4 separate regions of the Homo sapiens genome follow, and all the other regions are linked to region 1. Evidence: chromatin loops called from intact Hi-C (ENCODE). Cell type or tissue: psoas muscle. All regions are shown on one strand.

Region 1 (8,000 bases):
TTTTGAAGAACATGACCTTTATTGAGCAGAAATTTTTTCCTACTTGCATTTTTTCAGACTTTAACCATTATTGTCTTTTTAGAAATGTACAGAAATGAAGATGGTTCAGTACCTGCTACATACCAGATCTATTACATGATAGGATGGAAATATCATGAGTCACAGGTAACGTTACTAAGATGGATCACTTTTCTTAGTGGGTTCGTGTTCAGATTATTGTTTACTAACTTGGGGGAAGGGGTAATGTAAGACAGCATTAAGGGCTTTAATTGGGGCTGTGTATTATCTATCTATTTCTAATATCTTTAATCTTTATTATTTTCAGGCAAGACCAGCTGAAAGAGGTTCCGCAACTGTGTCATTTGGAGAGCTAGGAAAAATAAACAACCTTATGCCACCGGGGAAAAAATCACAATAAATATTTATTCAGTGTTAATGTCGTCCAGAATTTTCATCAGAAATGGATAGCTTTAACATCTAAAATTATTATATTTTGAAGCAAGAAGCACTCTAAGCTATTTACTAATAGGCTTTTCATATAATTAGGAAAACCTAATATCACATCTATAGTAACCATTTCAGTTTCATATTGTTTCTGTTCTCATAAGGATACTGCTGAGTGTCTTTGCAGATTCAGCCTAAAAGCAAAGAAAATATTTCCCTAAAATATTTGCAAATAATGTTCACATATGTAAATGCCTTGGAAAATATTACTCATGCTGACCTTTTACACCTTTTTCATTTGTCATACTGTTTTCTTTGCCTTGAAGAGGAACAGATGAATATGCACCTTCTCCAGAGTTATGTGGTTTTAGAATTTAGAAGAGCATGTATCTTTATTAAATCCCTCCTCAACTCTTTTTTTTTAAAGCATCTGAATTTAACCTTATTTCTTTTTTATCTCCATGGTGTGGGTGGGACCACCATGGTTTTACACCCCACCCTACCTTAGGGAAGAAGAAAACATTTTAAAGAATACCAGAAGTAGAATCACATGTAACAGTCTCTGCACAGTCATCAGTTTATTGTTAAGCTTTCCTTTGTAATTTCAGGGCTTAAGCACTATTATCCTAATCCAAGTTCACAGTCCTGTTGTTGTCGAGGAGGGTTCAAAATCATTTGGAGATAATCAAGCTCAGACAGCTTAGGATAGGTGAGAAGAACATAGAGGAAGCAGGGAGAAGGCTGAGAAGCAAGCAGGAGTGAGCGCTAAGTGTTTTGTTTCCAGTTAGCTGTTCGCTGTCTTTTCCATTTAACCTGGGCACTGCCCTAGCCTCATCTTCAGCCTTCAGTGATCTATAATAGCATTTCCTTCTGTCTCCTCTCAGTCTCTCTTCTGCCTTCCTTCCCTCCTTTACTGTATTAGCAACAAGCTGTCCATGGGTGGGGGCTGTGTGTTAGCCTGTACGTAGCACATGGGACTTTCCACATAGTAGATATTCAGTTACATTTTGAACTAATTATATAACAAACTTGCCCTTTGAAAGACTAAGTTATAGTTAAAAACCAAGATTTGTAGGAGAAAAAGAAATTATTGTTCCCTTCAGTTTGAAAAATCATCGATATTTGAAACTGGGATACGCTTGGTAGCTTTTTTGTTTTAACACAAAGTAAACCTGTGAAGTAGAATTTGGCGTTTTGTTTTTTGGGGTTTTTTTTTTTTTTAGCTTAATTTTCAGAACTTGAAGAGAGAGAACAACAACAAAAAACAAACTGCGCTAGCCAGGTGCAATGGCGCATGCCTGTAGTCCCAGCTACTTGGGAGGCTGAGGCAGGCAGGAGTTCAAGGCTGCAGTGAGCTGTCTGTGCCACGGCACTCCAACCTGGGCAAAAGAGGAGACCTCATCTAAAGAAAAATCCACCAAAAACCCTGTGTTTTAAAGTGCAAACTGATGATGGAGGAATGGGTAAATTCCAGGGGTCTATATTTCCAAAAGGACATGTGTTTTTGTGCACTAATACTTGTTTTTGAAGAACACATCTCAGTGTTAAGTGGCTGTTGCTGAGGAAGGGGACTGAGGAACTGGGTGTGTCTGTGTCATTCTGTTTGAATGTCTGTCAGGGGTATAGAAACTAGGAGGGAGACTTGTACTTTTCACTTTTTAAACTTCCTGTAAAATTTGAATTTTCCAAGCAAGAATATTACTTTTGCTTATTTAATGTCAACGGAATTATATGTGGATGGTGGGGTGGAGCTAAGGATTACTCTACTCTGGCTATCCCAAAAAAAGCTCCATTTGTTTAAAAAAATTAAGTAAATCAAACACAGCTAATTGAGGACCCTTATTGTTTAATGTGAGTGATTGTAGTGAAAACACTTATTTTAGTGTGTATAACACTAGTGAAATTATTTTTGTAGTTAAATCTGCTGGAAGTGTGCTATTAAGCTTTTATTGTTTGGAGCCCTCAGGAAACTAATTTTTCTGAATAACCACATTTTCCAAATGATTAAGAGCTCATCCTTTTAAGCAATGAAACTTTTAAAAGGTCTTTATCAAAAATTTTTCATAAATGTTACATTCTTAAATGGTATATGATAAATAATCATCTTTTTTGTTGGTTTATTTTTTTATTTTTTATTTTATTTTATTTTTTGAGACGGAGTCTCGCTCTGTCTCCAGGCTGGAGTACAGTGGCGCAATCTCGGCTCACTGCTGCCTCCGCTTCCTGGGTTCAAGTGATTCTTCCTGCCTCAGCTTCCCAAGTAGCTGGGATTACAGGCGCGTGCCACCACGCTGGCTAATTTTTGTATTTTTAATAGAGATGGGGTTTCACCATGTTGGCCAGGATGGTCTCAATCTCTTGACCTTGTGATCTGCCCACCTTGGCTTCCCAAAGTGCTGAGATTACAGGTGTGAGCCACCAGGCCTGGCCAATAACCATTTCTTGATAACCCCACAGATAATATCATAAACTCAAGTTGTCTGTATTGCTTCTTCCCAGACTGGTCCCAAGAATGCTGTGGTTGGTTTTGTGTCTTTTCCAGCACTTTTCTTACTTGCTGTCAGTTGTCAATCTCAACACCTTGACCAAAATGAACTTTCTTGAGTCATTTCTTCTCTGTTTAGCTATAAGATTAGAATTCATACTGAAAGATTTCTAGGACTTTTGTATTAAGGTAGGAAAGAGGAACTAGGTTCTGGGAGAAAGACTCCTTTGGAATAAAATTCATGAGCTTTATTGGTTCCTTTAACAGATCTTCATTGAGTTTCATGTGCCAGGCATCCAACTAGTCTCTGCTTTTATAGTTGTCAGTCTGACAGGGCTCTAGTATGTGCACACCGTGACACCTGTTGGCTGCCAGGAGACTGTTTGGCTTATTTCCTGGTTCTTAGCAATATTCCAGGTTGGCCTGGAGAATTCCAAAGGTAAATATGAAAATGTATACCTACAAAAGAATTTTTGCTTTATAGGAAGAATTTGTAGGATTTATTGAGATGTAAGCTACCTATATACATCAAGTATGTGATATGATTGTAAAAAGTTACAGAAGTGTGTGAGTCATGAAGTACCTGTGAGGGAAGTTTATATATTTTTTCAAACTCTTTTAGTACCATTTTCATCCACTAGGTGGAAGCAATTACAGTATGACCTGCATTAAAGACATGTACAGTTTTTTGGCCGGCTGCAGTGGCTCACACCTGTGATCTCAACACTTTGGGAAGCTGAGACGGGAGGATTGCTTGAGCCCAGGAGTTTGAGACCAGCTTGGGCAACGTGATGAAACCCTGTCTCTACAAATAAAAAAAAAATTAGCCAGGCATGGTGGCACAAGCCTGTGGTCCCAGCTACTCAGAAGGCTGAGGTGGGAGTATTGATCGAGCCCAGGAGGTCAAGGCTGCAGCAAGCTGTCGCACCACTGCACTCTAGCCTGGGCAACAGCAAGACCCTCGTCTCAAAAAAGAAAAAAAAAAAGTACAATTTTTGTATTGATTATGTATTCCTTAAGTAGGAGTGGAATAAAAGTATTTTACCGTGGATTGGCTTCTGTGAAGGAAAGAAGTGAATATTAGTAGATATTTGGAAAAAAGAAAGATAGTTGATGCAGTGATTATTATTCTGTTCCTTTGTAAGTTACCATTAGCCTCTCTTGCTTAAGAAATATTTTGAGCTTTTTTGGGGAGGGGTTGTGGTTAATGATGTGAAATTAATCTTCAGGAAATTTATCATAAGCAGACTTGCCTTTTCAGATATTGGTATATTTTAATTCTCTACCTGAATACATACATGACAGTTATTTTACCATGCTGGTTTAAAAAACATCAATTTGAAAATACTAGAAGGTGGGGTGAACACTGATAAGTTACTGTTAACAAATAAGAAAATAATGCTTTGCCATCTGTGGTGGTTTTAAAATCTATCCACAAATTTTTGATATGCTTCTCTTTAAGACGGGACACTTCATTCCCCTCTAAGTACAGGCTGAGTTTAGTGATTCCCTTCCAACAAATAGATGGTGTGTCACTTCTGAGACTAGGTAATAAAAGGCATTGCATCCTCCTTACTCTCTCTTGGATCCTTCACTCTAGGGAAAGCCAGCAGCCATATTGTAAGGCCACTCAACTCCATGGAGAAGACCTAGAAGTGAGGAGCAGAGGCCTCCAGCCAAAAGCCATGTGAGGGAGCCATCTTGGAAGCAATTCTCCAGGCCCAAACTTCAGATGACTGTGGTCCCAGCCAATGCATTGACCACAACCTCATGAGAGACCCTGAGCTAGAACCACCTAGCTAAGCCACTCTCAAATATCTTATCTACAGAAACTGAGATGATAAATGTTTGTGGTTTAAGCAACTGTGTTTTAGAGTAATTTGTTACACAGCAATAGATAACTGATACGCGATACACTGTCTTCAGGAGGTGTATTAGGGTGGGCAAGGTATTCTGAGTTGTTATTTTCAGCATAAAACATAGCCCCCTTATTTACAATTAGGTAAAGTTAACATAAACTGTATTACTTTTGTTCTCAGAGAACACCAGACCTGAAATGCTCTTGCCTGGAGGTTTGATTCCATGATATCTTGAAATGGAACTAACTTCCCACATTAAGTTTAGTAGGCCTCAAATTTTCTTTCCTGGGAATATTAGGATAAATTTTTTGGAAGCCTCGATGGGCTAATTTCCAAATGAAATCAGAGAATTTGGGAAGACCATGAGAATTCAGTGAGCTACATAACTGCACACAGATTCTTCAGCCAGTTCCCTTCTGCCGTAGCTGTTGAGTTGCGACAGCTCATTAGGATGGACTGTTGACACTGCATACTTGTTACCAGGCTCACAAATGAGTACAAGGATGTGGAAATAACAAGGACTCTTTAAAGCCAGACTTGATCGTACATTGTTAGTCACTGCTAAAACCAGGCAAAAGTAAATTGCCTGCACTTTGAAAGTGGCCATTGTAACCCGGCCAGTGTCTAGACTCTTCATTCAGGAATCACACGTTTGGCCAGGATGCCCGTTGCTAGTTCTGTCAGAACAGGTCTGGTGGTAGAATATCAGGAACACTTACCAGGTGTACTGTTTTTGTGCTCAGAGTGTTTGTGCTCAGATTGTGAGTGGGAGATTGGGAAGAGGAGAATTCCAAAGAAAGACTTGCCAGTCTGCCATAAAAAACTATGGAAGTCAAAGAAAGGTCGGGGACTGGGAGTCAGGTGGTCTGGGTTTAGTGCTGGTCCTGTTTGTTCCTAATGCTGGGGCAGACTCCATCTCTCTGACCTCAATATCTTCATCTGTAAAATTACAGGTTTGCTAATTGGTGAGTCTCAAAGGAGGCTACCAGCCTGCCTTTCACGTTCCTGAAGGGCTTTTTCAAACACTTCCACCTTTCTCTCCTTGGTTGAGAGTCACAGCCAGAGGGAGCTCATGTTAGAGGTGGGAAATGGTTGCGAGCCATTGGACAGGATGATCTCAGAGGAGCTTTTCAGCCTGACCCCAGAACCTGGGTCCCAAGGCAAAGTGGACAGGAAGCCCTCCCATCTTTACAGTTTCTCAGACTCTGTTGACCTTGGGGACTTCTTTTCCCTTCAAAGTAGACTTTGACTTCCCCTGAGGATAAGATTTAAGAAGGAAGCACAGCATGATTTACTTTGGGTCCCTTAATCTTTAAAAAGTGAGTCAGCATGCTGGGGTTTTTTGGGTTTTTTTGTTTTTGTTTTTACTCCTGGGCTTAAGCTCCCAAGGAGCTGGGCTTACAGGCATGTGCCACGATGCCCAGCTCAATAATGCATTTTGTTGTTGTTGTTTGAGACAGTCTTGTTCTCTCGCCCAGGCTGGAGTGCGGTGGTGCCACTTCGGCTCACTGCAACCGCCGCCTCCCGGGTTCAAGTGATTCTCCTGCCTCATCCTCCCAAGTAGCTGGGATTATAGGCCTGCATCACCATGCCTGGCTAATTTTTGTATTTTTAGTAGAGACAGGGTTTCACCACATTGGCCAGGCTGGTTTCAAATTCCTGACCTCAGGTGATCTGCCTGCCTTGGCCTCCCAAAGTGCTGGGATTACAGGCGTGAGCCACCGTGCCTCGCCAAAGAATGCATTTTCATTTTTAAGTTTCTGGGTCACAAAGGAGGGCCCCAGACCCTTATATGTCCAGCATGGATAGCCTTCTATATTTTCCATGGAAGATGACATTTTCTCATAGGCACCAAGCATTCAGCATTTGGGAAGTGTCCCTTAGTTTTGCACAAAGTTCCCAGTTACTTGTCTAGGTGACAAGTCCTGGCTGCAGAACAGGAAATGCTCAGGCTTCAGGTGGCAGCACTCTGGAGGGCCAAGTGAAGAAATAGATACGAAAGTACTGGTTGTCCATGTAATTTCCTGAGGAGCCAGCTGAACACTCATGGTTCTCCACAAAGGAGGCTTCTTTGAACCTGTACACAGTTGTTACGGATTGGTAAAGCCCTCTTGAAGGCGCCCTTACTGTGCTCTCACCAGGCAGTGTGCTAAGCCTTAGATATCCATTCTCAATTCACATTTCATCCTCAGTTCCCTATGAGATATTAGTACTATTGTCCCCATTTGTTAGATGAGGAAACAGGCTTAGGTTGTGACTTCTCCAAGGTCACATAAGTGACAGAGACAATTTTGACTTCAGTCTTGTATGTGAAGGGAACAGTACAATTAATGATTGTAGTGTGCTGCCTTCTTTGCAAGTCAAAACCTTCTGTGAGCTCCCAGCCTTTCTTCACATCCTCCCTTCCACCATACCCTTGAACACTCCAGCCGCATATTAGAACCAGTCAGGTGATTGCACCCACTGTCTCCAACACTTGCTCAGCCCCGTCCTTGAATCCTTGTCCCTGCAGAACTGCCTGCACTCCAAACTCTTCTGGGTCCCTTCTACTGGGAGCTGTCACCCTTCATATCCAGCTCTTTTTTTGTCCCAGGCCATCTTGAACTTTGGTTAGTTCCATCTCCTTTAGCACTTTGTACATCATTTCCTGTTCATGAATTCTGCCTCTTCAGCTAACTGTTTAGCTTCCTTGAGCATTGGCACTGCAATAACCAGGGTTCCAACAGCCCCAGGGAAAGCCCAGATAGAGTCACTATGACCCCTGTGAGCACGGCACAGCAGGAGACCGGAAGAACAGGCAGCTAGCATCAGGCACGTTCAGCTGCAAATTCTAAGGATCAGCCACTCAATTGGGATTCAAAGCTAGACTCCTATCTCAGAGGAATCTGGGTCCCAAGGAAAAAGAGACATGCATGTGAATGATGGGGCAGAAATACAATTGCTGGGACTGAGAGACAGGGAAGGGCCTGACTTTAGAGAGTAAGCCTAGAACCATGATGTGAGGTCAAAGCAGGGCCTGCAGCGCAGCTGACGGCATTATGTCATGGGGCAGGGTAGATTCCCATCCAGACAAGATGTTCACCTATTATTAGATATAGGGTGGCCCAGTGGAGTAGTGGCTAAGATTAGCATGAGTTCTGAAGTCACACCCTCCCATTGGATCCCCTTTCTACCACTAACTAGCGTACCTGTGTTTAGTTACTCAACTGCTG
Region 2 (8,000 bases), 180 kb after region 1:
AATTACTTCGTAAAGACCTAATCTCCACATTTAGTCACATTGGAGATTAGGGCTTCAACATATGAATTTTGGGTGCACGTAAGTCAGTCCATAGTAAAGACCACCAGAAAGTCATTGAATGACTTACAGAAGTGAGAAGACGTGATCACTTCTGACAAGGTATCACTAGATGCAGTCTAGACAATGGACAGAAGAGGGGCAACAGTGGGCATGAAGGCCACTTAGGAAGTCTTTGCAATAGTCCAGCTAAATTCAGACTAAGTTTACTGCAATGCTGTTGGAAAGTAGTGATTCCAGACTTATACAGACCGCTCAATAAAATTGCGTAGGTATAGCAACCGATTTGATATGAGAGTGAAGTTATAAGAGGTACCAGGGATGGTGCTTAGGTTTCCAGATTTTTCAACTAAACGGGTAATGGAGCCATTCGAAGAGATGGGGAAAACTGGGAGAAGGAGCATGAGTTCAGTTTGGTACACGGCACATTTCAAGTACTTTAGGGATGTTAAATATTTAACAGTTTTGAATGATAATGGTATTTTGTCAGAGTGATTAATACTAAATGCTGGAACAAATGCCCTCTACATACTTTTAATGTGCTTTCACACAATAAAAGTTCCAGTTCTTTGAGCTGACATGAAAGAAAAGATAATCAATAGTGTAATGTTCCTAAGAAAGCACATGTGGAAGGACTGGCTGGAGGCTGGAGTGCAAACAGCTTCTCTGTTGAAGGGAAGGTGTCTAGTATGATGTACTTGTCTTACCTTTCACATTTCTACATAAGAAGTCAATATCTTTTCTACAAAATCTGCAACTGTTCCCATATTGCTTAATATTAGCATTGCTATTTTGCCCCCTTACCCATCCTATGAAATGTTTTTCTTTTCTTCCTCACCTTTCTTTCAAAATCTATTGCATTATCAGGTTTTATTTATTCTTCCCTGGTAATGTCTCTAATCAAAGACCTCTTTCTATTTCTAGTGCCAATAAATAAGTACATATTTTTATTACTAGCTCAAATGTCACTTCCTTCTTGAAGCCTTCTTTATTTATCCCAAATCTATTTTTTTTCGTATTTCACAGCATTAAAAGAAAAACAGGCTGGGCACGGTGGCTCACGCCTGTAATCCCAGCACTTTGGGATCACTTGAGGTCAGGAGGTCAAGACCAGCCTGGCCAACACGGTGAAAACCCATGTTTACTAAAAAAATACAAAATTAGCCAGGCATGGTGGCGCATGCCTGTAATCTCAGCTACTCCAGAGGCTGAGGCAGGAGAATTGCTTGAACCTGGCAGAAAGAGGTTGCAGTGAGCTGAGATGGAGCCATTGCCCTCCAGCTGGGGGACAAGAGTGAAACTCTGCCTCAAAAAAAAAAAAAAAAAAAAAAAAAGACAAAACAAAAATTACCTTACCATGTTGTGAATCATCCTTATGAGAGTGTCCTACTACTAAAAATATTCCATTCTTTACAATTCTTTTTGGGGCCTCCCCCCTTTCTTCCTTTTCTCTTCTATTATTTTTTAAAAATGTGTTCCAAATAATTATTTGCCCAATATATATAACAAGTACCCAAACTGCCAAATAAATGTGGATTTACAACATCCACTCAATTAGCCTTGAAGATGATCTGATATATAGAAACACAACAAATTTGGGGGGAGGGTACCAAACTTCTAAATTATAGGTCACCCTACTCATGTGGCGGACTTTAGTGAAACTGGATTTTCAGAACCCGCCAGGTGAGTATTATCCAGAATCAAGCCAGCTTTTTGGACCTGCGTCTTAACATTAAGCAATTGGTAGAATAAAGTAAGACCACTCGGCTCTGGTTAACAGGCATCTGGATTTGTTTTGACGTAAGACGTGTTTTCAATATAACATTTTGGTTGTCCGCAACTTCTTGGTTCTTAAAACCGTCTTGAGTATCGCAGTCTACATTTGTTCTTTCTAAACTTCACCAAATTCCAATGAAATTTGTAATTTTCACTACAGGTTTGAGGAGCCAACTGCATACGATGTGGAACCATTTGCCAATACTTTCATTTCTTTTGGTCTTTTTTAGTTGCCCACCCAGAGGAAAGCATCAGATTACCTGGTGAAAATCCTCCTCAACAGGGCAGTTGGAGTGAGCACGGACAATTCGTGTTGACCCTCGGTCTCCTCCCACTTCTACATCCTCCAAGTCCCTGAGGCGGCTTTCCGCTAGCTCGCCTGTCACTTGGCGCACCTGGCTCTACAGGCCACGCCCTCAAGTCTTCCAAGAGGCCAGCGGTAAGCGCGGTCCACCTCCCTCTCCCACTAGGCGTCGGCTTCACGCCGCGCCCACGTCTCGAGGACAGCTCCAGCCCCCTCGCTCCCTGGCTCCGCCCCCTCGCTCCCTGGCTCCGCCCCCTCCAGCTCCCTAGCGTCGTCGGCGTCGAGCCCGAGCCTGCGCCTGCGCGTGCGCCCTGGGGCCCAAGTTGGGGCGCGCCGTGGCTAGAACACGGAGAGCGGCGGGCAGTGCAGCCAATGGGAGGCGGCGCTGCCTAGCGGCTGGTAGGCGGTGCCTGCGCGGGTGTTAGGTTAGCGCGAGGCGTGACCTAGTTGACAGGCTCTGAGGTGCTGCTGTGGCGGCGTCCGCGGGGCTGAGGCGGGTGGGAGCCGGAGCCGAGCGCGGGCTGAGGGAGGAGGGCGGCGACTGGAGAGCGGCGAGCGGCGAGCAGCGCAGGACGCAGAGCCTCTTTCACTTTTTCCCTGCTGAGTGCCCCCTCCCACCCCTCCCACTCCACACACACCCTGTTTGCCCGTGAGCCTGGGGAACTTGCAGCTTAAAGCCAGCCACCCCCACGGCAACATGTACCCCAGCAACAAGAAGAAAAAGGTGTGGAGAGAGGAGAAAGGTAACCGGCCCGTCGAGTCCTGGGGGTGCGGGCGGTGGGGGTTAGGGTGGGGGCGGGGGTCAGGCTGTGTGTGCCGCGGCGCCCTCCGCCCGAGCTCCCGCCTCGCGCCCTCCCGGCCGGTGCCGCCTCCCTCCGGTGTCCGTGTGTACACACGCGCACACTCGCGCGCACTCCGGCGTGCACGCGCCGCCCCTGGGCACCTGCAGCTCGCGCACGTGTGGGCGCACGCCCCTCTCTGTTGCCCTCGGCACCCCGTCACCTTCTCCCGAGGCGGTGCTGCGTTCGCCTCGCTTGCGGCGGGGACCCCCAGGCGGCAGCCCCGGGCGCGGCACAAGTTCCTCTGCACCGCAGCTGGGACTTGGGCACTGCCGGCCTGGGTGTCCCGCGGACAGGTGCCCGTCGGCGGGCGCTCAGGCTGCAGCTGCCGCTGTGCCTCCGCGCTCCGTGCACCCTCATTTCTTTCCTTCTCGCCCCTGTCCCCCCAGCCCCCGAATGGCAAAGCGTACCCACCATCGGGTGTTTACCCCTTGTCTAGGTTTCCTTCCTTCGCTGCCGCAGCGTGACTTTTGAAACCTGGAACTCTAGGGGAGCCCTAAAACGAGCGTGTTGTCCGTGAGGATAAGTGCCTTCAGAGAAGTCTGAATGGGCTGTTCTCCCAACAGTGTGTTTCTCTGTATTCCATCCCCATTCATGGGCTGAAGTTGCTCAGAGTAAGATTTTGTGACTAATGTCACTCTGTATGAACCCATCTCTGAATTTTGTGCGTATAAGGTTTATCTAAATCAGCTAGATTGACAGTGGCACTGATTCTTTAAGAAACACAAGTGTACGATCCAGCGTCTCCCACCAAGATCTCCCGCTTATCCCATCACAGTTTGGTAATATTCTAACTTGAGTGTCTCTGGCGTTTTTCACCCTCCTTTTCACACCTCTTTCCTTTTCATTCTTTAGCTATTTACAGAAATGTAGCAAAAACTTCTTGCACTCCTATTGCTAAAATAAACTAAAACCTGTATAGCAAGGGTGAGGTCTATTGAGGGTAGTGCGCATTTCTCCTGGTACCTCATCTTTACAAAAGGATATAGGGGTGACTAGGTATCAAGTTGATTTCCTTGTTAATAGTTCGTTAAAACCTGTAGATTTTTATTGCAAGTCCCGGCCTTTATGAACACGAAGGCAAAACAGTGGAGGTAAGAAAGGGAATTAATGTGGAAAAAGAATCCACTATATAGGATCGGCTTCCACAATGCACGAACAAAGGCGTGAGGAGGGAATTTTTTTTTTCAAATTTACTGCAGGAAGATTTAATAATAGAACCGAACAACACAATTAAAATGATCTTTAAAAATGTTGAAAGTTTAGTCATTTAATTATGTTTTAATAATTATGGGTTTATAGAGAGCTAACACTTCTGGTGTTATAAATCAAATGCTGTCGAGAGTAATAGCCTGATAGATAAAGTAGTGTAAAATAATTTTGCTTTGTTTTTTTCAGTAGTAGTTACTTTAGTTTCAACACACTTTCAACAAGGATTTGCCTTGTGAGCACTGAAAAATCATTTATGCCCATGTTTATTGATGATGCTGAAATGTTCGCTTTGTATAATTGATGATAATGAGGGCAAAACAGTGGAAGACATAGACATTGTTTTCAGTAACATGAATCATTGATGAAATTATAGTGAGTACTTAAGAACTATTTTTCTGTCATAATAGAAAAACAGTGTTCCTCAAGTAATAACGTTATAATGTTTCCTTCATTTAACATCTACACAGTTGGACTGTGACCAGCAGGCATTTTAGAATCTTTTTTAATGTCTTGATTTCTTTTCTTCTAATAATGGAGAATATATAACCAATTTTTTTTCCTAAGGAAGCAAATGCACCATTAAATAAGGCAATTAACAAGTAATTATCCAAAACTAAGTTATTTTTGCATGAAGTTTAATGTTAAAGGAAAACGTTACTGCGATACGAAGACTTTAATGCATATCTCAGTGTTTCTTTTTTTCAGGATGTCTATGTTTGGAATATTTAAATATAAAATATATATTATACCCCCAAGGAAGAGCTAAGGATTTCTAGTACCATAGTTAGTATTAGAGAAGCTGATGGGATGCATGACCTTTTTCCTTTCAGCCCACTGGGAAGCTGATGGTATAGTATTTTTGCAGCTGTCCTTTAAAGCTAAAGGAAGGCTTACCTACCTCATTGAAATGTCAAGGCATTCTATAAACATATTTTTAACTCAGTATACCATTTAATAAATAGGTCTGCCTACTTAATTGCTTGGTTCACAGAGAAAGGACTCATTGTAAAGGTGAAGCATTCTTTAAATAAAAGTTTTATGAAATGACAAAGAAAATGCATATATATTTGTGGCCTCCAGTATGTTTCATTGTTTAAACAAGTAATTAAGGAGTTCTGAAGACCACATATGTTTAAATAAACATGTTTGATCTAGTATTTTGAGTCCTAATTCAGAACCACTAATGTGCATTTTCAAGTATTGCAACTTATTTCATTGTTTTGTTTTAAATTGATCTCGTTTTTAAGTGTTCACACTTCAACTTTTAAATAACTGGAACAACAGAGGCCAGGTTGCATTTCTGTATGTACCTTTTGACATTCACAAAAACTGTCAGTTGCTTCATAATGTCTTTTAACCTGCTCAGTAATATTGTAATAATTTTTTATTTGTGATCTGAGCTTTTTTAGCACTGCTTTGGCATACTGCTAATCATCTCCCTTTTCTGCCTTTATGTGATAATTCTAAATTTACCATTCCCTTCAAGTTTCCTGTTCTCTCAAGACCCTATCCCCCATACTAAAGAGATGACATTGCCTTTTTAATTCACAGAGAAGGGCTAGGCGCGGTGGCTCACACCTGTAATCCCAGCACTTTGGGAGGCTGAGGCGGGTGGATCATGAGGTCAGGAGATTGAGACCATCCTGGGGAACACGGTGAAACCCCGTCTTTACTAAAAATACAAAAAATTAGCCGGTCGTGGTGGCACACGCCTGTAATCCCAGCTACTCGGGAGGCTGAGGCAGGAGAAACGCTTGAATCCAGGTGGGAGAGGTTGGAGTGAGCTAAGATCGCGCCACTGCACTACAGCCTGAATGACAGAGCAAGACTCCGTCTCAAAAAAAAAAAAAAAAAAATTCACAGAGAAAATAAATGCCATGTAATATGAACAGCCCTAACATCCTCTTGCATAGTCTCATTGGTCTGTTCCTTTACATGTCCTTTTGACTTTGTTCTATCTTAGAGGAAGGACTTTTCTTCCTTGTGTGTAAGATGAATCTTTCTGCTGTGCTCTTTATCCCATATCTTCTTTGAGTTCTTGCACCATCATGTATTCTTTCTTGGGTATGTTTAATTTCTTGGTGTCTTCAGGTTCCTCTCCATTGCCTGTAACAGTGCTCGGATCTCTTCCACCTTAGAGTCACTTTTCTTTCATAGGGCTTCACGTGAACTTGGAGTTGCTGTTCTCACTTTCCTTCTTTTGCTCAGTCCTTCATTGTCTTCTGGATTTCCGTTATATTCTAATGAAACTAATGTTCCTGAAGTCATTCAGTAGTAACAGTCATGATAGTATTCATGTAAGAATAGTTAATATTTAAGCCCCATTTGTATGCTCAGTACTATTCTTAGTAGCTTACATGGATTATCTCATTTAATTCTCACAACAACCCTATGAGGTAGGAAACTATATGAGGCGAAATATTGTGAGGTTAAGAGCTTTGAATACCAGTTGCCTGGGTTTGAGTCCTACTTATACTGCTTAACTAGCTGTGGTACTTTAGGTAAGTTATTTGACGTTGTTTATAGTTTCCTTATCTATAAGTTGGGAATAATACCTGCCTACTTACCTCGAAGGGAAACTGAAACATAAAGAGGTTAAGTAACCTACAGATTTGCACCATTTAGATTACAACTCAAACAGCTCTGTTAACCACTTTTCCTCTTTATTCCATGCTGTTGGTAACCACATTGATAAAAGCAGGTTAATGGCTAAGTAATTTTCACTTTTTCTGACCTTCCTGTAGCAGTCTGTGGTATTTCCCTTAGTGCACCTGTAGTCCCAGCTACTCAGGAGGCTGAGGCAGGAGAATCGCTTGAACCCAGGAGGCGGAGGTTGCAGTGAGCTGATATCGCGCTACTGCACTCCAGCCTGGTGACAGAGCAAGACTCTGTCTCAAGAAAAAAACAACTCTGTTTTCTGAATGTTTCCTTGTACCAGGAACTTGCACCCATGGTGACAACTACGATTTATTTCATTGTTTTCCTATTTGTGCCCACTTCCTAAATACTGTGTTTTGAGGTTTGATGCTTCCTTCCGTTCCCTCTTCTTTTTCCTTTAGGACTAGAATTTTAGGTTATATTTTCTAAAGTCTCTAGGCTAGACCACTCTTTAAATTTCCAGATTCTTGATTTCAACTTCTTCAATGTCCTATAGGTACCTTAAACTCAATTTTTGTGAATATGTCACCTCTGATTAAGATACCTTTTTTTTTTGTCTCCTAATGTGGCTGAAGTTCTAGTTATAGGAGTGGGAAAAATATTGGTTCCCCATTTTCTGTTCACTTGTGCTTACATTAATACTTCTGTAGTTTATTTCTGTGAAATAGTCTTTTAAAGTGGTTATTTTTTGAAGGTTAGATTACCTTAAACTAGATACTAACTATCCCTGCATCCATTTATCTAAACTGCAGTACCTTGTGATACACTGAAAGAGAATTGCAGAGTATGAGAAATAACTGTCTCTCTCTCTCACTCTCTACATCGTGGAGACCATTGGTATGGTATGGGAGACATGAAAGCTGACATACAGAGTGAAGAAGCCAGTGTCAGTTTATACATTGAATATTGGTAAATATTTCTTCCTTGTTTAGGTGAAAAACGAATGTAAATAGAATTATTTGCATGTTTTCCTGTGTCCTAGTGGGTTGTTTTATACACCCTCTGGGAAATGCATAATCAACTTTCAATATTAGTAGTCTATAGGATAAAGGTTAAACTGCTCACTATGGCATACAAGTCCCTGTACAGTTTTGTTTTACTTTTGTTTCCGGCTACTTTTCACTTCTGTGGCCATTCCTCTTCTCATACCATAT
Region 3 (8,000 bases), 130 kb after region 1:
GCAGCTGGTGTGCCTGGCTGTGCACAGTGACTGGACCCCGTGCTCACTCATGCACCCTTCACCACTCCATGCTTGGCTCGCCCTTGGCAGTTGTGGGGTCCAGGCTGGTAGCATGAGCCAAGTGCAGCCTGCCAGGCCAAGTGGCCAGAATGAGCACAGCAGGTCTGAGCAAAACTTGGGCAAAGGTGCCACCAGCCACAGAGGCTTCCAGCTGGAAAAGTGACACTCCAAGGATCCTGTGACAGAAACACACCTTGTGTTCATAGATTGGAAGTCTTAATATTTCTAAGATGTCAATACTATCCAATGCGATCTATAGATTTAATGCAATCCCTATAAAAATCCCAATGGCTTTTTTTTTTCAGAAATAGAGATATTTTTTCTAAAATTCAAATGAAATCTCAAGGGACTCTGAATATCCAAAACAATCTTGAAAAAGAAGACTAAAGTTGGAGGTCTCAAATTTCTCAATATCAACACCTATTACAAAATTACAATAGTCAAAAGAGTGCGGCACAAAGATAGACATATAGACCAATGGAATAGAATAGAAAGCCCAGAAATAAAGCTTCTCATATATGATCAAATGATATTAAAGAGTGCCAAGACCATTCAGTGGAGAAAGACAGTCTTTTCAACAAAATGTGCTGGGAAAACTGGATAGCCATGTGCAAAAGGATGAAATTGGACCTTACCTTATTTCATATACAAAAGTTAACTCAAAATGTATCAAAGACCTAAATACAAGACACAAAACTATAAAATACTTAGAAGAAAACATAGGAGAAAATTTTCATGACATTGGATTTGGTAATGATTTCTTGGCTATTGTTACTGAAACATCAGGGATTTGGTCTAGGCCCTACTGCATGCCACACAGAAAGCCACTGCACAGAAAACCAGTGATTGAGACAACTAGTATTGCCAAGGAAGAAGGCTTTAATGAGGATCAGTCTCAAATCCGTCTCCCTGACCAACTGAAACCGAGGGTTTATATAGCAGAGAAGAAATGAACAGAACTCAGATAAAACAAATATAAGTTTCAAGCTTTAAGACCAGAAGGGTCAATTTCTATGTTTATCCAAAAAACTATCTATGGAACTATTGGGTCAGTTTTCGTATAACACCAAAAGCCCAGGCAACAAAAATAAAAATTGATAAATTAGATTACATCAAAATTTAAAACTCCTGTGTATGAAACGATACTATCCACAGAGTGAAAAGACAACCCACAGACTGGGAGAAAATATTTGCAAATTAGATAAGAAGTTAATATCCAGAATATATTTTAAAACTTCTACAACTCACCAAATAATAAACTCAATTAAAAAATGAGCAAATGAATTGAATAGACATTTTTCCAAAGAGGATATGCAAATGGACATCAAGCCCATGGAAATCTGCTCTGCATCACCAATCATTAGGAAAACAAAAATGAAAACCTCAATGAGCCACCACCTTACACCCTATTCAAATGGCTACTATAAAAACAAAACAACAGGCCGGGCGCGGTGGCTCACGCCTGTAATCCCAGCACCTTGGGAGGCGGAGGCAGGCGGATCACGAGGTCAGGAGATCAAGACCGTCCTGGCTAACACTGTGAAACCCCATCTCTACTAAAAATACAAAAAATTAGCCAGGCGTGGTGGCAGGTGCCTGTAGTCCCAGCTATCGGGAGGCTGAGGCAGGAGAATGGCATGAACCCAGGAGGCCGAGCTTGCAGTAAGCCAAGCTCGTGCCACTGCACTCCAGCCTGGGCAACAGAGTGAGACTCTGTCTCAAAACAAAAAACAAAAAACAAACAACAAAAAAAACCAAACAAACAAAAAAGAACAAGTGCTGGAGACATTAGAACACTTGTGGACTATTGGTGGGCATGTAAAATGGTGCAGCCACTGTGGAAAACAAATGATGATCAGACAACAAATTAAAAATGGAATTACTTTATAATCCAGTATTGCCACTTTTGAGTATGTGCCCAAAAGAATTGAAACAGGGTACTGAAGAGGTATTTGTATGCCCATGTTAATAGCAGCATTATTTGCAATAGCCAAAATGTGTAAGCAATCAGCATTCATTAATGAATGAATGAATGAACTATGATTACATATTTCAGCTTTAAAAAGGAAGGAAATTCTGACACATGTATAGATTTTGAGGAGATTATGCCAAGTGAAATAAGTCAACTATTAAAAGAAAAACACTGTATGAACACTTAGATGAGGTACCTAAAGTAGTCAAATTCAGGGAGACAGAAAGTAGAATGTTGATTGCCAGGGGCTGGGGTGAGAGGGGAATGGAGAGGTTTTTGTTTTTTTTTAATGGATATAGAGTTTCGGTTTTACAAGATGGAGAGTCCTGGAGATTAGTAGCACAACAGTGTGAATGTAATTAGCACTACTGAGCTGTACATTTAAAAATTGTTAAAATGCTAAATTTTATGTTATGTATATTTGACCACAATTTTTTAAAGCCTAATTTCTGAAACAGCTTTGTTCCCACAGGCTTTGGAAAAGATCCTGTGGTCCTGGGGTGATGAGGTATCAACTTTCAGCCAAGTAATAAGGGAAATGAGCATGTGAGGGGAACAATGAGCAGTAAAAAGGGCAAATCGATTTGAGGTCCTGGTGGGATTGAAGCATTTATGGAACAACCTGGAAAGATATCAGTGGCCATCAGAGACTTGGATACCTGAAATTTTCATCTGGAACAGGCACAGTTTAGATTATGACCATGGGAGTGTTAAGGAGGATGGGACTATTGGAAGCAAGAAGATGTAAGTAATGAAACTGAGCTGCTACGATTCATGAATACTGAAATCTCCAATGTAGACAGGAGCTCTCTGCTCCTGGGAGAGAAAGACCACGAGCTACGTTTCTATCTTCATCTCTTACTACTTTCCCAATGAGAATGTGGCAATAGGGAGGGAGAAGGATACCTACCACCCTATCCTGAACCAATATAAGTGGACTGTGTTAGAAAATGCTTGAAAGGGTTACAGGGGAAGAAGTCATCAGGAGACAACTAGGTTTCAGTTAAGATGAAGGGAAAGGAAACATTTGGAGAAGTACGACCCTGAAGTTAGGTGATTAGAAAGAAAATACTGATTAGAGGCCGGGCGCGGTGGCTCACACCTGTAATCTCAGCACTTTGGGAGGCCGAGGCGTGCGGATCACAAGGTCAGGAGATCGAGACCATCCTGGCTAACACGGTGAAACCCCATCTCTACTAAAAATACAAAAAAATTAGCCGGGTGTGGTGGCGGGCGCCTATAGTCCCAGCTACTCGGGAGGCTGAGGCAGGAGAATGGCGTGAATCTGGGAGGCGGAGCTTGCAGTGAGCCGAGATAGCGCCACTGCACTCCAGCCTGGGCGACAGAGCGAGACTCCGTCTCAAAAAAAAAAAAAAAAAAAAAAAGAAAGAAAGAAAGAAAATACTGATTAGAAAGAAAATACAGTGTATTTGCTCACTCCTGTAATCCCAGCACTTTGGGAGGCCAAGGCAGATGGATCACGAGGTCAGGAGATCGAAACACAGTGAAACCCCGTCTCTACTAAAAATACAAAAAATTAGCTGGGCATGGTGTCACGCACCTACAGTCCCAGCCTGGGGAGGCTGAGGCAGGAGAATCTCTTGAATCCGGGAGGTGGAGGTTGCAGTGAGCCGAGATCATGCCACTGCACTCCAGCCTGGGTCACAGAGCAAGACTCTGTCTCAAAAAAAAAAAAAAAAAAAAAAGACTAAAATCTAGCCTATGTAGAAATAGTGATTCTTGCTGTACTTTATGCAAATAATCTGTTTTGCAAACAACTCAGTCCTATCATGATTGTTTTTTAACAAAAATGAGGACTGGAGAGAGAAATTATATTTCAAAACTCATCATACATTTGTCATTAAATTCTAAACTCATTAGTTGTTTTTTTTGTTTATATTTTTAGACTACCCCTGCTTGTTCCTGTGAACCAACCAATCAATCAACCAACCAAGCAATCTCCAGCTGCAGCTCAGAAAGAACAAAAGGGATGGGTAATGTAAAAATCTGGATCAATATTCTAGTTCTGAGCAATTATCCTGCAAATCCTGCCAGGTGATGGAAATAAACAGGATACTCATCACGCAGAGGTTTCCTTTCTGGGAAAGGAAGACCAAGGGAGCTAACCAAAGCCAAGCACCATGCACCCAAATCTTAGCAAGCATAACTATAGCCACCAGTTATTTGGGCATGTCACAAGACATGCTTTTCTCTCCCTTGTTGGAGGAGGATTCAATTCCACACCTTCACCTCAGCATTTGGCTTCTGATAAGGAGTCCATGTACCCCTACCAAGACACATTTTTTCCCAAACTCAATTCCAAGCTTCAGGTCAAAGCCCTAGGAAAGAAAACTGGATCTAAGGAATCCAGAGGCAGACAACAACAGAGGTTAAAAGACAGTGCAGGTAAGCAGGGCTAATTCCTGCCAATAAAGCCAAGCCTCCCATTTCATGGATAAGGGTCATGCTAGTATCCATGGCATAAATGAGGTCTAGGGAACTCCAAGGCTACTGATAGTAGGTGGGATAGAGACATAGGTGAGAGCAGCTAATTCCTATTATCTAGGCCCTCCCTGCTTCATGGGTGCAAGCTACTTTGGCACCTATGGATGGCACCTGCTAAGTTCACTGGGACTTGATGATTCAAGGACAGAAGAGGGAAAGAGGACACTCTTCCTTCTCTCCTTCACATACCCCAGGTATTGCTAGGAAGAGAAGGGAACCAGGGATGCCTGCTCCCGTCTTTCTAGATGGGTAGCCATTCATCTTCAATCTATACCCCTTTTGAATGCATCCTGAACCCCTGGGACTCCTTTTTTAAAAAAGCCTCCTTGGCTGGGCGCGGTGCCTGGACGCCTGTAATCCCAGCACTTTGGGAGGCCAAGGCGGGCAGATCACGAGGTCAAAAGATCAAGACCATCCTGGCCAACATAGTGAGACCCCATCTCTATTAAACATATAAAAATTAGCTGGGTGTGGTGGCGTGTGCCTGTAGTCCCAACTACTCTGGAAGCTGAGGCGGGAGAATCGCTTAAACCTGGGAGGCTTGCAGTGAAAGCCTTCTTTTTTCCTCCTCTTTCCTCTCTTCACTGATAGGTAATTTTGTCTCTGTACTCAGGACACTCCTGTCAGATGCATCCTCCAAACTGGGAAAAGTTAATTTCCCAAACCTTAGACTGGTTGGCTTAGGATTGGGCTCAGGGGAAGGGAACCCAGAAGCTTGATATGCTGGCAAAAGGGTAAAAGTTTTTTTTACAGTCGGGCTTTTGGCCTCCCTCTCCCTGTGCAAACTGGTAAAAGGCCTTGGGATTTTTGATGTGTCCTTACCCATCCCTTTTTTCTCGTTTTGATACGTGTTTTCTAATAACCTGGTTTGTCTCTTCTCACCTTCAGGCTATCAAACTCCAAATGGTCATGCAACTGGAGCTTTGGAGGATGGCCCTTTCTGCCGGGTACCCTTAGCTAGCTAGACCTCTGAGGGAGCTCCAATGCCATTCCCCCAGAACAGCGCCCCCTGTCAGCAGGAAGCAGTTAAGATCGGTCTTCGTCCTTATCCTTATCCTTATTTTAACAGCAGTTAGATGTACTTCTGCAGAGGGGGGAATGAGACAGCCAGGTGTAAAAGGGTCCCTGGAGAAACTCCAACTGGGCTGCATACTGGGTGAATGAGGTGAATCCTTGGGAAGTTCCTGCCATTTGCAGGGAGGAAGAGTCTGGATTCTCCTATTCCGGGGTTGGTAACCTGGATTTAATTTGTGAGCCCACTGGCAGGAAGTACACTCTCTCGCTTTGCTGAAAGTCCCTGTTTCCCCACCTTTTTTCCTTTTCACCCAATAAACCCTGCCCTTCTCGCCCTTCAAAGTGTCTGCAAGCCTAATTTTTCATGGTCGTGTGACAAGGACCCTGTTTTTAGCTGAACTAAGGAGAAAGTCCTACAACAAAAATGGTCCCTCAGCCATATACTTGAGTTGCTCCCTTAGGGGGCCTCAGTTACTTCCCGATGGTACATTACATACCTGGGGGTTTATTACCTCTGTAATCAGGATCATTCTTTAATGTGGAAGGAAATAGCACACAGAACTCCTGAAAAAATTAGATCCTTAACACAAGACAAATTATCTTTAAACATTTTTTTCATGTGTGTATGTGTGTTTTCAAAAAGTTTTTGTCGGGGAATGGAGGAGTAGATGACTTTTTTTTTTGGAAGTTGTAGAGTCGTAAAGCCAGAAAGAGAGAAAAACTATGGAAAGAGCAGCTCCACTTAGGTGAGTGTGTTTTTAAAATTATAATGTAAATGGTAATTATTATGGAAGATAACCAGAATTTGCCAAGCCTACATTGGGGGTAGAGATGGAGAGAGGGTGCTTTCAGCCAAATAGTATCCTGCTCATTGCCAAGGAGTCATGTAACACTATGGTAAGTTCAGTGAGCTGAGGATACTCTATTCTGGTTGTAGGATAGCATGCATATATGGGCACTTTGCAGTAGAGGTGTTTGCAGACTTTGGGCTTTTCACTTCTGCCATCTGTGCTTGGGCCAATGGAATTGAGTGAGATATACAATCTACAAACAGGCTACCCTGGAACATTTACCCCAATCTTTGACACAAAGGTAGTGTTTTGTTTTGTATTGTGTTTTGTTTTGTTTTACTTTCTAATATTCTGAAATATCTTAGAATAGTTCTTAGTTTTCTTTTGTCCCAGGCTTTACAAGGTTGGAAGGGGCCTATTCCCATCTTTACTCTGGAGGTCTCATCTTCTAATGCTGGGCATTGGGTAGATGCTTATGGGTCTGGGCAGCATCCTTGTTCTCAAGCAGTAAGAGGATTCCAAAGGCCATTTTAGGTGTTATTCAGCAGGCACTGACTTGCAAGATGCCAAGAGCCCACAAGAGAAAGCAAGATGACCTGAAGAAATGGATGTTCCTTCATTCTCCACTTGCCTGAAGACAAACTGAGATTTAGGTGAAGCTCACATCTATTTCTGCTAATAACAATCCCACTGCTAATTATGGGATGTGGTAGTTATAGTGATAAGAGAGGAGCTATATTCAGAGGGGTTTAGAAAAGGTTGCAATGTACAGAGGGGTTTTTAATTTGTATTAATATTTCTCAGTTTACTTCCTCCATTTAGATTTAAGATTTACTCATTAATTCAATAAACATTTATTGAGTGTCTGCTATGTACCAGGCACTGTTCTATTGGCTGGGGATAACAGCAATGAACACCACAAACAAAACCCTTGCTCTCATGGAGTTTGTACTTTAGTGGAGGGAGAGTGACAACAAATATAATAAAATACTGTATGTTGCATGGTGATAATTTTGAGAAGAAAAATACAGCAGGGAAGGGGTATAGAAGAAGGTGTTTGACAGGATTTGCAATTTTAGAGAGTGATTGTAAATTTAGAGAAGGTCCAGGGAAGAACCTTCTGAAAAGATGAAGGTGAAGGAAGGGAGCCCTATGGACATCTGGGTGCAAAGGTATTCCAAGCAGAGAGAACACGAAAGGGGGGCACATGCCTGGGGTTTTTGAGGAACAGCATGGAGTCCAGTGTATATGCAATAACATCAAGAAGACAGTAGTAGGAGCTGATATCAGAGAAAAAAAACCACGAGGGCAAGACCATAGAGCCTAATAAGCAAGCCATTGTAATGCTTTGGTTTCATTCAGTGTGAGATGGAAATTCACTTCTTTACTTGACATATTTACAGGAGTAAATCATTGCTGGGTTGAGAATAAACTGAAAATTTGAATCCCCTACTTCCAAAATGTGCAAAGACATCATAAGATTGATAACGTTTAATAAGCATCTGTGACTTTATAAGCCAGGTGGGTCTCTGCTCTTTGTGTCTTAATATTTTGCAAAAGTAATTGCAGTTTTTACCATTGACAGTAATGGCAAAAACCACAATTACTTTTGCACCAATCTAATATTTAGGACCTCAGACAGTCCACAACTTAGAAGA
Region 4 (8,000 bases), 240 kb after region 1:
TTGGGAGGGGGAGAGAAGAGGAAGATGGGTGTGTTGGGGTAGAGCAGTGGCCTTCTTTTCCAAGGGTGGTAGAGAAATTAGGAAAGAATATTAGTGTCTTTCTGTCTTTTTTCTTTTTCTGTTCCCGTACAACTTTTCTGTCATCTTCATAACTAAGTTGTATCAGAGTTTTCGAATTGCAGACTCATTTACATGATAATATGATTCATCAGGAACATTTAGGTACACAGCATGCTGACATAATAGTATTAGCTATCAATAACTCTTAGAAACCAATGGGAAATGTTTAGATCTGTGAATTGTACTAAATTTTAAATATTTTGAATATTTTTAATACAAATCTTATTTGTAACTAACTTGTTGATGATCTCTTCTTTGGTTATGTTAATTGGCTATTTAACCATTTCACACTCTGATTTATTTCTCAGGCATGAAGATGTTAACAATGCTGTGCGTTTTAATTAAGTAGTTAATTAACTGGAGCTCCCTAAGTCTTAAGTTCCTGATTTTTCTCTAGAATACCAGAAACTTAAGTGCCAAGAGCTCAGAGAATGGCTTCCAGGACAGCTCTAGCCTCACTGCAGCTTAAAAAATTGCAAACAGATTTTTTTTTTTGCAAACCATATGTCAGGGAATTTCTCAGAGGTTTTCTAAGAAATTCTTTTATTTGAAGTTTTAGAAACACTATCTTCAGTTGTATTGCTGATAATTCATAATTCTGTTGTCCTTTTTAAATGATAATATAAAAAGTATGCATTAGTATGTGGGGAAGTTGTTTTTGAAAACTTACAGCAGTTGGAACTTACTCCTGTAACAACTCTGTTAAGTGGAAGTAAACAAAGATAAGTGAGCATAAAATTGGTCAAGGTAAAGTAAGTGAAATGAAACCATATAATAGTAGAGTTTTTTTTTTTCTTTTCTGTTTCAGTGAAAATAAGTAATGTTGCTCTTAAGAGAGAATTTTGTATTATTTTCTCCTCTTCTTTTTTTTTTTTTTTTCTAGCTTGGGCTCTAGGAAAAGAGCCTTTTATCCCACCTTGTCTTCCAGTCCATTTTGAATCAAGAAAGACTCATTGAAGACTCCTTTGAGAAAAGTCTGTTTTGAAGAAGGAAAAAGAAATACTGTTTGAGAGAAGGCAAACAGACAAAAAGGGTGATAGAAATATGTATTTTTGTTGTATATGTAACTCTAAGAGACCTTCCTAGAGTGAATGAAGGTAGAAAACTGAAAAGGGAGTAAATTAAGGAATGATTGAATTTTGTGGGTCTTGATGGAAAAACGCTGGTCTTCTTTTAATGTGGAAAAACAGCTAGTGCTTCAGTCCTAGGAATTATGTCTCTGCTGTGGGCAGTTGTCATAAACTCTTCTCACAATCCGAGCTGCTCTTTGTCCTCTGTGAATGAAGGTACTTTTGCTTCCATTTCATCCAAGGATGAATGAAAATGTATAGCATCTGCCCAAACCTAAAAAGTACAGTGTGTTTATCACGAGAGCTTTGTAAGGTACTTCACTTCCACTTTAAAATTCTTTAGTGCTCAAAACCAACTATTGTGGGTTTTTGTCAATAAATACTAATTTTTCAAGATGAAGTATGGTGATTTCTATTCATATTGTGGTCAATTTTCTCAATTTTGTTTCCCATAGATAGCGTGATGGAACTTAAATTTTATTTTTTACACTTAAATAACTGTGCTTTTTGTGATGCGTAATCATGATTTTCTCTTTTCCTTGAGATTTTAACAGACCTTATATTAGTGCATATGTCAAAATAAAAATTTTTAAATAGTAAATATGTTGTAATATTAAGGATATTGATTTTTTTCTATTAAATGTTGAGCTTGGTGTTGGTATAAACCCTGATCCTAAACGGTAAATTAATACTTGGAAATTAAGAGTGTAACTATGTTATATAGAAACCATCTTGCGAATTGGTTTGTGTGGGTGGTTTTTAAATTTAGTTTTTAATTTTTTTAGTATGTAATCGTACTCTTTCAGGATTATCTAAAGCACTTATTGTAATTGGTTGTTTACTTTTCTGCCTCCCCCACCACATTGAGTGGGGAAATAAAACCAAATGAGTATTTGGAATCTAGTATGATCCACCCAATAGTGAAAGCTACCAGGATGGGAATGATTCCTGGAGAATACTGGGGAAACTTGTAGAGTGTATGACAATTTAGCAAGATGTATAAGGATGAGGAGGAATTCCAAAAGCAGGTGGATGGGGGAGCTCCAAGAGGGGAGTTTCCAGCTGAGTGCAAGTTGTAGACCATTTACTGTAGCAACATCTTAGAGTAGAAGGCTGGATGGTAGAAGAGGAGCTGCAGAGATAAGCAGAGGTAGCTAGCACACAGTTATGAGAAGTTGGCTGGAGAATGAGATTTGGCAAGTGCTCCATGTAATGAAGATTTGTTTAAAGAAAAGATGTGATAGAAAAGGGCTGAGTTTTAAACTCCCCAAGTTTAAGAAGGTTTGAAGTTTTTAAACTTTAAAAGTGGCCAGGGAGGGAGCCAATAGAGTAAAAGTATAATGGTGAGGGTTATGCTGGATGCAAGAAATTAGTGTTTCACTAAAGAAGAATGTTCAGTTGTGTCAGATGTCACAGAGAGGTGTAGAAACATAAAAAGTGCAAGGAATCCTTCAGATTTGGTAAAGAATTGCCACTGGTAAATTTGTCCAGAACAATTTCAATGGGGCCAGAAAACTCTGGATTGTGAAGTACTCAGAGATGAGAACATGCAGGCAGTGATTTTATTTTAGAAGAATTATTTATCTGTCTTTGCCTTTCATTTAAAGGCACTTTCTCAAAGTTCAGGTTCCTGACTCTATGATATAATTATTTATAGACTGCCTTTCTGAAAATAGTTCTATATGGGTTAATTTTGTTAATATTAGTATGTTGACAAAAGAAAACATAAAGGTCGATATGATTATTTTCAAACTGAGAAGCTGCTGTACCAAAGCTAGTTTATAAAATTAGATTTTGTATTTATGGACTTACTCATCTACTATGTTACAGTAGTCTTTGTTTTGTGAAACTCCAAGGAAATATTTTCTACACATTTCAGGTTAAGAAAGAAAAACATGCGTTTATTTTGTCTTAAACATGAAATAATGTTTTAAGCATTCTAAAAAGTACTTACAAATGGATTAAACACATTGGCGTTCTTTATAGTTTTACTCTGGTTCTTTTTTTTGTGACTTGTTATTCATAGTCTTTGCAATGCCGCCCTCTAGTGATCGATTTCCAAAAATGCATTAATTAACTTGTAAGCCTGTTACAGTCTTTCTCTTTTGACTCTACTGATCCTTTGCCACAGCCTTTGTTTGGTGTTCTCTTTTATTGCTCTTCCATTAGTTATTCTTATTCTCCTTTAATGGCATTAGGGAAAGATCAGAAGTTTCAGGAGCAAAAAAAAAAAAAAAAAATACATATATATACACATTTGACTATGAATCCTTAAAACTTGTCCATTTACCAGTCTGGGCATAGGGCAAGTTACCTGTCCAGAGTTCTTACTGGGAATGAATGAGAATGTCTTTTTGTGGCACCTGACACAGACAGCAAAGAGCAGGCATTCAACATATACCAGCTGTCTCTTCCACCCTCTTCTCCCCAACATTGCTGAGAGTAGGGATCAGTACTGTTTTTTTTTTTTTTAAACCTGTCCCTTCTCCTCTTATATAACATCTCAATTTGTTGTAATTACCTGTTTACTTGTTTGTGTTCTATAACTTCTAGAGGTCAGGTATCATGTTTGGCTTGTACATATTTGTATCTGGTATTTAGCAGAGGCCAGTACACACAGGGTCCTCATTGGATATATATTTGTTGAATGAGTAAATGAATTAATGGATGCCAGTTTTTAATAAGAACCCCAGACTGTGTTACCGACATTTCTGTTGATTGATTGATTATGCAGATTGTAAATGGGTAATATATGATATAATTAGATTTTACCCATGACCTTTCATAGAGGTATTTATTTCATGACTTTTTCAGTTTATTCTATAGTTATTGGTCTTCTCAGGTTTTGGATAATATGATAATTTGTGTTTTCCTTAAGAATTGTCTGTTTTGTTCAGTTTAAAAAAATTATTAGCAAACACTTATGTATAGAATTTTCTTATGATATTTGACTTCCATATGTGACAAAACCCCCTTTATCATTACATTTATGTTATGTCTTGTGTTGTCTGTTTTTAGATTGTAATTAGATTGGAGGTATATATGTATTTTATTGTTTTTTTAAAGCAATGGCCCTTTGAATTTTATTCTTCTGCTTGCTAACTGAAAAAATAATTTTACCTGTTTTTTTTGTCTTCCAGGTTTTTCTAACAACTTAGTACTTCCATTTTTCTTTTTGTGCAAAAGCTTTTATTACTCTAAATTTGCTTCTAAATTACAGATTTGAGTAAATGCCATATAATAGAAGATGCTGTTTTTGTTATTTTCTAGATTTTCAATAAAATGTAGCTGCAATTTCCTCATTGATCTAAAAGTTACTTAAGAGGGTATTTAAAAATGATGAAATGTATGTGTTTACAATTGTTATTTTCCATTTTTAGTATAATATAATCAGAGAATAAGGAATGTACAGTTTCTGGTTTTTGAGAATTAAAATCTTTTTTGGTGATACATATAAGATCAGTATTTAAAATGTGCCCCAAGCACTGACAAAGAAGGTGAGTCCTCTGAAGGGTATACAGTTTTATATATTTATTCAGATCTCTTTTTTTTTTTATGTGCTTCAGCTATCATGTATTTATGATAATTTTATTAAAGTTTTGTATTACTGTTGTGTGTTTGTCATTTTTCTCATTGTTTTTTAACGTTTTATTGCTACATTATTTGATTCTTAGAAGTTTGTGATTGATATCTTCATAATATATTTTATTCTTCATCAATTAAAAATATTCAATCTTTTCATTAAACATTGCTTATCATGTGGATATCCAAATGGGAAAAACAATGAAACTTGATCCCTGCTTCCCACCATGCACATTTGATTGAAGATCTAAATGTGAAAAGTAAAATAAGCCCCTAGAGGACAGTATAAGAGAATATCTTACATCTTTCTATCAGACTGAAAGTATCAGTACTTTATAATCTTGAAGTAGGAAAATGTTTCTTAAACAGGACACACAACTCACAGGTATAAAAGGGAAGATTGATAACCTGGACTGTTGACAGTTCAAGAATTTCTGTCATCAAAAGTTACTGATAAGAGAAAAACAAAACAGTAACAGCAGATACTTGTAATATATATATCTGACAGATGGCTTATATCCATACTATGTAAACTCCTACATCAGTATAAAGGACAGACAACCCAATAGAATAAATGGGAAAGAGATTTGAGCAGTCAGTTCAAACTGTAAAGACATAATATTAACACTCAGCAGAATGGCTAAAATTAGAAAGATCGACAGTACCAAGTATTAGCAGAAAGTGGAGAGCGATGCACCTCTCTTTTTGCTGCTGGTGGGAAAATATAAATTGTAAAAATCACTTCTGAAAACTAGCAACACCTGCTAAAGCTGTGGGTATGTGTATACATACATATATCCAGCAACTTCGATAGGAATTCATGCAGATACCCACTAAAAGGCAAGCACAGTAACATTCAAAGTAGCATTATTTGTATTAGCCGAAACCTGGAAACAAAAATGGCCATCAGCAGTAAAATGGGTAAACAGATTATGGTAGATTTAATTCAGTGCTGTATAGTAATGCGTACAGCAATAAAAATGCATGAATTGCGGCCCCGTGCAACAACAAAGATAAATTACATGAACCGATGTTGATCAAAATAAACTAGACACAAATACTTACCGTGTATGATTCCCTATATAAAATTCAAAAGCAGGCAAAACTAGGAATTTAAAAACTATAAAATACAAAAGCAGGCAAAACTGGTTATTAGACCTCAGGTTAGTGGCTACTTTTATGGATGAGGAAGGGATAGGGATTGGGAAGTGGTATTGGGCTTCTAGGTATTAGTAGTGTTCCTTTTCTTGACTTGGGTGGTGGTTACATGGGTATACTGACCTTGAGATAATTCAGTGAGTTGTAAAATTTATGATTTGTGAGTTTTTCTGCATATATGTATGCTTCAATAAAACTCAAATTACGGTAAGCAAAAAATACTGCTTTAGTGTGAGGATATTATTATTAAATAATATTAAAATAACTAGAAATTCAGTGAAACTTAATCACGATTGTATTACCTATTGAAAATGTCAGTGAATAATACCCTCTGCTAATTGTTTGCCTATATGTTCTCACATTCAGTCCTACCTCTTCTCTGTCCTCTGTATGGCAGGGTACATTTAGAAAAATACAAAAAAAAAAATGAAACTTTTTTCTCTTATATTTTGGTTTTGTTTTTATTTTCATTTGTTGATTATATCTTTGCCCTCTTTTTTTAAAAAATTTTTCCTTATGGAGTTTTTTCCTATATTGAGAGTCTTTGACTCCTTTTTTCTTTGACTTTTACTAGAGGAGTTCTATTCATTTTTCTTTTTCTTTTTCTTTTTTCCTTTTACCTTTTTTTTTTTTTTTTGAGACAGAGTCTCGCTCTGTCACCAGGCTGGAGTGCAGTGGCGTGATCTCGGCTCACTGCAACCTCTGCCTCCCAGGTTCAAGCAATTCTTCTGCCTCAGCCTCCTGAGTAGCTGGGACTACAGGCATGTGCCACCACACCCAGCTAATTTTTGTATTTTTAGTAGAGACGAGGTTTCACAATGTTGGCCAGGATGGTCTCGATCTCTTGACCTCATGATCCGCCCATCTCAGCCTCCCAAAGTGCTGGGATTACAGGCTTGAGCCACTGCGTCTGGCCTGTTTTATTCATTTTCATTCATATTTTAACTGCTGGCTTATTCATTTAGTTTCTCATGCTTCATTGCTGTTATGCAAACTGTTTTCTTTCTACGTGTGTAGAGGGTTAACTTTAATTCTCCTGAAAACTATTTCTATGTTTTTCAAATATTTGAGCCTATATTTTTTGAATTAACACTATTAAAGATACATTAATTTCCCCAGTTTAAGGTGAAACAATTTAACTTCTCCCATTCTTTTTCCTCTCACCTCTGTCTTTTTAATGATGTAGTTCGTGATTCAGATTAAACTTTATTTTCAATTTTTTATTTTTGCATTTTGTTTAATCTCGAGTTAATTTCAGACATATGCTTTTTTGTAAACATATTTACAATCATTATTCACTCAAAAATTTATTGAGCACCTACTAAGCACCAGACACTGTCCTAGGCAAATAAGAATATAAGTGAAAAAGACAAGACCCCTGATCTCATCAACTTGTTGATGGTCAAAAATAGGTAAATAAGATGCTTTAAATTTTGAAGGGTAGTATGATGGGAATAAGTAGGGTGAAGTGATACAGAATGAATGACTGCAGTTCGGATTAAGGCTATGTTAGGTTGGTCAGAGAAGTCCTTTTTGAAGCAGCAATATATAAGCTGAGACTTGAATAAGATGGGACATGAAGCTGGGTGGAGTGGTTCAGGGAGAGGGGTTAGCCAATGCCCTGATGAGGTTTCATTTTTTGGAAGAACATTTATTCAATATTACTGATTGAATTTTGTCAGGCATTTGAGATAGTCATGAACGAAACAGGATTTTTGCTTTCAAAGTATTTACATTTTACGCAGAACAGATAAATAGATGAGCAAATAATTTCAGAATGTGATAAGTGCTATAAAGAAGATAAAATGCTAGAATGAGGAGAAGGGACCACTTTAGGTAGGATAATGAGGGATGCTTTTCTGAGGAGGTGACATTTGAATTAGTAACTTGGAAGTCAGTAATAGACCCAGACATGTGTAAATCTAGGGAACAGCATTTAGGGTAGCGTTTTAGTTGGGTTGGAACAAAGAGGGTGAAGATGGGTTGAATCTTTTCGACCCTTACGTGCTTATGATAAGCTTAGAACTTACTCTAAATATGGTGGAAAACTATAGGTTATGACTACAGATT

The links. Peaks named below come from ENCODE experiments on the same cell type or tissue, not always from the same donor. Only the 100,000 strongest peaks of a DNase experiment are listed, where the experiment ranks them.
Region 2: a loop joins it to region 1, with 3 times the contacts of the local background. A loop is called at or near these places in 5 of 110 quality-filtered maps.
Region 3: it touches region 1 in a loop (4-fold over the local background); 27 of 110 quality-filtered maps call a loop at or near these places.
Region 4: a loop joins it to region 1, with 13 times the contacts of the local background. A loop is called at or near these places in 92 of 110 quality-filtered maps.

The regions. Positions count from the first base shown.
Region 1 is chr20:13,816,793-13,824,792 of GRCh38, forward strand. It overlaps NDUFAF5 (NADH:ubiquinone oxidoreductase complex assembly factor 5), which reads left to right. Exons shown (of 11, transcript NM_024120.5): 10 at 83-165; 11 at 326-4,788. The coding sequence ends at 418. Among named protein-coding and RNA genes, the nearest start is that of NDUFAF5, 36 kb to the left of the region's middle. In psoas muscle, a CTCF peak has its summit at 3,545 (motif pointing right); a DNase peak (open chromatin) is centred at 3,649; H3K27ac peaks cover 1,944 bases.
Region 2 is chr20:13,992,930-14,000,929 of GRCh38, forward strand. MACROD2 (mono-ADP ribosylhydrolase 2) reads left to right here and starts at 2,587. Exons shown (of 18, transcript NM_001351661.2): 1 at 2,587-2,880. The coding sequence starts at 2,835. It also overlaps a transcript of SEL1L2 not described here. In psoas muscle, a CTCF peak has its summit at 3,097; DNase peaks (open chromatin) are centred at 2,442 and 3,042; H3K4me3 peaks cover 2,217 bases; H3K27ac peaks cover 1,448 bases.
Region 3 is chr20:13,947,883-13,955,882 of GRCh38, forward strand. The region is part of intron 2 of SEL1L2 (SEL1L2 adaptor subunit of SYVN1 ubiquitin ligase); the gene reads right to left. Among named protein-coding and RNA genes, the nearest start is that of SEL1L2, 39 kb to the right of the region's middle. In psoas muscle, no CTCF peak of the experiment used is centred here; no DNase peak of the experiment used is centred here.
Region 4 is chr20:14,052,096-14,060,095 of GRCh38, forward strand. All of the region lies in intron 2 of MACROD2 (mono-ADP ribosylhydrolase 2), which reads left to right. Among named protein-coding and RNA genes, the nearest start is that of MACROD2, 61 kb to the left of the region's middle. In psoas muscle, a CTCF peak has its summit at 3,233 (motif pointing left); no DNase peak of the experiment used is centred here.